Regions from separate parts of the Homo sapiens genome. Here region 1 is linked to region 2. Evidence: read pairs that join two places in POLR2A ChIA-PET (ENCODE). Cell type or tissue: OCI-LY7. All regions are shown on one strand. Each heading gives the region's core, and the rest is flanking DNA. Links, peaks and the distances in the headings are about the cores only. Region 1 overlaps TP73 (tumor protein p73). Region 2 overlaps LINC02780 (long intergenic non-protein coding RNA 2780).

The links. Peaks named below come from ENCODE experiments on the same cell type or tissue, not always from the same donor. Only the 100,000 strongest peaks of a DNase experiment are listed, where the experiment ranks them.
Region 1: POLR2A ChIA-PET joins it to region 2 with 17 read pairs; 1 of 35 experiments calls an interaction of 5 or more read pairs at or near these places.

What each region holds. Positions count from the first base shown.
Region 1 is chr1:3,664,590-3,667,494 of GRCh38, forward strand. All of the region lies in intron 1 of TP73 (tumor protein p73), which reads left to right. All of the region lies in intron 1 of TP73-AS3 (TP73 antisense RNA 3), which reads right to left. Among named protein-coding and RNA genes, the nearest start is that of TP73-AS3, 2.9 kb to the right of the region's middle. RefSeq lists an enhancer at 1,888-2,137. In OCI-LY7, for the core only: no CTCF peak of the experiment used is centred there; DNase peaks (open chromatin) are centred at 1,862, 2,132 and 2,822; H3K4me3 peaks cover 1,015 bases; H3K27ac peaks cover 1,758 bases.
Region 2 is chr1:3,990,779-3,993,683 of GRCh38, forward strand. All of the region lies in intron 2 of LINC02780 (long intergenic non-protein coding RNA 2780), which reads left to right. Among named protein-coding and RNA genes, the nearest start is that of LINC02780, 16 kb to the left of the region's middle. In OCI-LY7, for the core only: no CTCF peak of the experiment used is centred there; a DNase peak (open chromatin) is centred at 1,493.

The DNA.
Region 1 (2,905 bases), core at 323-2,822, 330 kb before region 2:
TTTCTCTTCCACAGCCTCCTGGCCTCCGGGTCCACCTGGGTGGTGCCCACCCGCCAGACTGGGGCCTGGTGGTTGTAGGGGACGGGGAGCAGCCTTGCTTCAGTGTGGGTCATTCCTGACTGTGAGATGGTTGGGGGGCAGGGGTTGTAGAGTCTGTGGGAGGCCTCGGCTGGGCCTCAGAGAGGGGTATCTCTTCTGCAGAAAACCCAGCCACCCTTACCAGATGCGGTCAGGCTACAAAGGGAAGATGTGCTCCCTCTTTAGAGGCAGGTGATTCCTGTGAATCCGATGACCGAGATAAGGTGCACGATTCAGTGGGCAAGGCAACTCACCATCCTCTCTTTATGGTCCTCGCAATTTGCACCATGCACAATGCAGGGTGAAGTCAGCCCCCAAATTACAGAGGAAAGACTCTGCGGTCTTTGTCAGTTAAACAGGAGATGCAAACTCCAAGCTAGTTAATGAGCTGTGATCGGCCACGCTCACGATTCAGTGCAGGTCTCTCCTTCCTGCTATCACAGTCTTTGCCGGCTGCATCATGACTACCAACCAGTCCCCTCATAATTACAAGAGTCTCCTGTCATGTTTTCTTCTGGAGCGAGGCATGCTCCAACTTGCTTCTGGGTTCTTAATTTTTGATCAGGGACGGCTCCTTGACTAATTATTTGGCAGTAATGAGGGAGGACAGATCGAGTTGTGAAAGTCCCCCCCAAGCTTTTAGAAGGAAGCTGCAAATTAAAAAATGAGGTATTGGTAAACAGGATGCTAATTGGATTAATATGAAAATGATGAATTCTGATAAAAATAGCAAAATACACCGTTGTAAGATTGAGGCCAGTATAACTCCAAGAATTCATTGTCTAATGTTCAGCTGGTCAGTCTGGTCTTTGAAAGTATTAGAATAACAGAAAGAGTCTACTCTTGACGATGAAGTATACGGTTAGTAATTTATGCAAAACAGAACTTTAAAACCGGAAGGACTTGATATGAGTGGGGTGCATGGAAATCATTCGTATTTTGAAGTTTCATAACTCTGACCCCTAGGTCCTTTGGTTTGTCTCTCTTTTCTTTTTTTTTTTTTTTTAGACAATTTCTCTCTCTGTCACCCAGGCTGGAGTGCAGTGGCATGATCTTGGCTCACTGAAACCTCCACCTCCCAGGTTCAAGCGATTCTCCTGCCTCAGCCTCCTGAGTGGCTGGGATTACAGGCATGAACCACCGTGCCCGGCCTTTTTTTTTTTTTTTTTTTTTAAGAGACAGAATCACCAGGCAAGGTGGCTCACACCTGTAATCCCAGCACTTTGGGAGGCCAAGGCAGGTGGATCACCAGGTCAGGAGTTTGAGACCAACCTGGCCAACATACAGTGAAACCCCATCTCTACTAAAAATACAAAAATTAGCTGGGTATAGTAATTCCAGCTACTTGGGAGGCTGAGGCAGGAGAATCGCTTTTGAAGCCAGGAGGCGGAGTTTGTGGTGAGCTGAGATCGCACCATTGTACTCCAGCCTGGGCAACAAGAGCAAAACTCTGTCTCAAAAAAAAAAAAAAAAAAAAAAAAAAAGAGAGAGAGAGAGAGAGAATCTCACTCTGCAGCCTAGGCTGGTGTGCAGTGGTGCAGTCACAGCTGACCACAGCCTCCAACTGCTGGGCTCAGGCCATCCTCTTGCCTGTGTCCTGAGTAGCTGTGACCATAGACACACACCACCACATCCAGTTAATTTAGTTTTGTTGTTTCTTGCTTTTAGAGACAGGGTCTTGCTATGTATCCCACACTAATGAATGTAAAATCTTAAAATGGTGCCTGGTGCAGAGTAAGCTGTGTGTTGGTGGGGTGTAATTATGGGTCATATTGACAGTTTCACTTCTGCGGCATGCCCTCAGGAACTCACTGATGCACACAGAGGGACCTGCTGGCAAATACTGAAGAGCTGTGGGGAGAAAGGAAGGGGTCTGACAGTGAAGGTGGGTGCGTGGGCGGGGGGCTTTTAATGGTCCCTCTGCTGGCTCCCTCCCCACCACCTCCTGCCCACCTCCCTGGCCTTGGCTGCAGGCTAGGGTGCCCTTTGACCTCAAAGAGGCCTGTCCTGTGTGTCTCACTGAGCAGGAACAAACCGTCCCAGAAGCCCTTCAGCTCGGAAGTGAGTAAGCATTGGCGGTGGGGATGGTGCTCTGAGCAGACGCGACTCAGTGCCATGCGGGCGTCTCTCCCAGGGCGGCTTTCAGACTGACCCCCAAACAGAGGGCTCAGAAAAGATGTTTTTCAATGAGGGACATTTATGGTTGGCAAAAAAAAGTGGCTCCCCAAAGGTCTTCACGTCCCAATCCCCAGAACCCGTGTCTATGTTATTTCCCATGGCAAAGGGGACCGTGATTCAGCTATTTTGAGATGGGGAGGCCATCTGGCAGGATCCAGGTGGGTCCAGTGTCATCAGGGGGCCCCACAAGAGGGGTGAGAGAGGGAGCTGATGATGGAGGCAGAGGTTGGAGGGATGCATTTCAGAGATGGAGGAAAGTGTCACATGCCAAGGAATATGCCTGCGGAAGCAGGAGAGGACGGGGAGGTAGGGATTGTCCCAGGGCCTCCAGAACCAAGAGAAGACAGGGGAGTAGGGATTCTCCCAGGGCCCCCCAAAGACAGGAAGAGGGGGAAATGTATTCTCCCGGGGTCTCCAGAAGCAGCCAGCCCTGCCCGCAGTTTGGCTTTAGCTCCCTGGTACCCATCTCGGACTCTGACCTACAGAACTGTAAGAGAGTAAATTTATCTCATTCTGTGCTGCTCATTGTGTGGTCATTGGTTACGGCAGCCACAGAAAACAGACAGTGCGCACATCCGCATGGTCCCCTCTCCAGCTCTTGCCTGATAGGCATAAACGAGGGCAGCTGGGCGCGGTGGCTCACGCTTGC
Region 2 (2,905 bases), core at 241-2,740:
CTTTGCCCATTGCTATGTCCAGAATGGTATTGCCTAGGTTGTCTTGCATCGTTTTTATAGTTTTAGGTCTTACATTTAAGTCCTTAATCCATCTTGAGTTGACTTTTTTTGTACAGTATAATAAAGGGGTCTAGTTTCAGTCTTCTGCACATGGCTAGGCAGTTATCCAAGCACCATTTATTGAATGGGAAGTCCTTTCCCCATTGCTTGTTTTTGACAGCTTTGTCAAAGATCAGATGGTTATAGGTGTGTGGCCTTATTTCTGGGCTCTCTATTCCATTCCATTGATCTAGGTGTCTGTTTTTGTATCAGTGTCATGCTGTTTTGGTTACTGTAGTCCTGTAGTATAGTTTTAAGTCAGATAGTGTGATGCCTTTAGCTTTGTTCTTTTTGCTTAGTATTGCCATGGCTATTTGGGCTCCTTTTTGGTTCCATATGAATTTTAAAATAGTTTTTTCTTAGTTTTGTGAAGAATGTCATTGGTAGGTTGACAGGAATACTGTTGAATACATTGCTTTAATGATATTGATCCTTCCTATCCATGAGCATGGAGTATTTTTACATTTGTTTGTGTCATTTCTGATTTCTCTAAGCAGTGATTTGTAGTTCTCCTTATAGAGATCTTCCACCTCCTTAGTTAGCTGTATTCCTAGATATCTTATTCTTTTTGTGGCAATTGTGAATAAGATTGCATTCCTGATTTGGCTCTTGGCTTAACTGTTGAAAAACAAGGATTCTTTTTTTTTTTTTTTGAGAGAGAGAGTCTTGCTCTCTCAAAAACCCAGGCTGGAGTGCAGCAGTGCCATCTTGGCTCACTGCAACCTCTGCCTCCAAGGTTCAAGTGATTCTCTAGCCTCAGCCTCCCGAGTAGCTGGGGTTACAGGCATGTGCCACCATAACCAGCTTTTTTTTTTTTGTATTTTTACTAGAGATGGGATTTTGGCATGTTGGCCTGGCTGATCTTGAACTCCTGGCCTCAAGTGATCTGCCTGCCTTGGCCTCCCAAAGTGCTAGGAGTACAGGTGTGAGCTACTGTGCCCAGCTGAAAAACAAGGATTCTTAACAAAGTTTACCTTCATATTATTTCCTGAAGAGGCTGGTGTCTTGCAGTGATGCTTTGGGGAGAGGTGATGTCATGGGGGAGATGATATCATGGGTGAGGTGATGCCATGGGTGAGGTGATGGCATGGGGAGGGGATGTGTTGGGGAAGTGATGCCATGGGGAGGGGACGTGATGGGGAAGCGATGTCATAGAGAGGTGATATCATGGGGAGGTGATGCCATTGGGAGGGGATGCCATGGGGAGGGGATGTTATGGGGAAGGGGTGTCATGGAGGGGTGATGGCATGGTGAGGTGATGTCATGGGGAGGTGATGCCATAGAGAGGTGATGTCATGGGGGAGGTGATGCCATAGAGAGGTGATGTCATGGGGAGGTGATGTCATAGGGGTGATGTCAAAGGGGAGATGATGTCATGGGAGAGGTGATGTCATGGAGAGGTGATGTCATGGAGAGGTGATGTCATGGAGGGGTGATGTCATGGAGAGGTGATGTCATGGGGAGGTGATGCATGGGGACGTGAAGTCATGCGGAGGGGATGTCATTGGGAGGTGATTTCCTGGGAGAGGTGATGTCATGGGAGAGGTGATGCCATTGGGAGGTGATGTCATGCAGAGGTGATGTGATGGGGAAGTGATGCCATGGGGGAGACAATGTTGTGGCAGTGGTGATGCCATAAGGAAGTAATGTTATTAGGGAGATGATGTCATGGGGGTAAGCCATTGGGGAGGTGAAGTTGTTGGGGAGGTGATGTTGTTGGTGAAGGATATGTCGTTGGTGGAGGCGGGATAGTGGTGACACCTGTGTGCAGCCACTGAACGCCTCATGACTGTGGGATACTGAGCTGTGGCAGGAGACTCCAGGAGGGGAAGGTGGGCTCTCGCCTCAGCATGGCTTGCCAGCAGGCTGTGCCCAGTCCCAGCTACAGCAACTCCATAGGGACTGAGGGTAGGGCCGGGCAGGTGGGACCTGGGGTGGTGGTGGGGGATGCTGCACTGAGTCCTGCCGCAGCCCCAGAGCCAGGCCCTTTCTGTGCTCCCTTTCCTTCCAGTGAAACAAAGTGGAGAGCTGGAAAGCTGTAAGTTTCGGGGCCCAGACCTGGACCCAGACCTATCTGCCTTCAGCCTCAGCTTTGAGCAGGCAGGGGCTGGGATGAGCGTGCTGGGGTGCATTTAGGCTGGAGGTTGGCTGCAGACACTTGGGAGGTGCATAGCTGGTGGGACGCCAGGTGGGTGTCAGGACTCCTGGAGGCCTTGAGTGTCGGACAAAGGAGTTTCTGGGCAAAGTACTCTCTGGGTCTTAAAGGAAACCTCCTTTGTGCTACCAAATGGAGTGCTTTTTCTTTTTGGTCAGCACCTAGTGTATTTGTCAGTACCATATTCTAACTGGAGTTATGTGACTCCCTGGTGCCGTGGTCCAGAAGGCATCATTGTTACCTGTACTGACTCTTCCTAAACATCAGGCATTGCAGCAACAGGCGATTCCTCTGCTGCTCCTGTTTCCTTGTTTTCAACTTGGAAAGTAGCCCTTTGGAAAATGACAATTTTGCTCTCCATTCTATACGTGGGGAAACTGAGGCTGAGAGGCTTAGGAGCGCGGCCAGCTGTCAGCCAGCGGAGGCGACCTGGGAGGCCCTCCCTGTCTGGGAGGCTTCTCACCATTGCTGCCAAGTGGACAACTGCTTAATGTATTTTCCCCAAAGCTGAATAAATGGGCCTTTACAGAAATTTAGTAGGTGAATAAACCACAGATGAAAAATCAAACACTTAGAAAAACCATTTAACGTTTTTATTTACACCATAGTGAAAATACCAGCTTGGTTTGGGATCGGGGAGCTGTTACATAA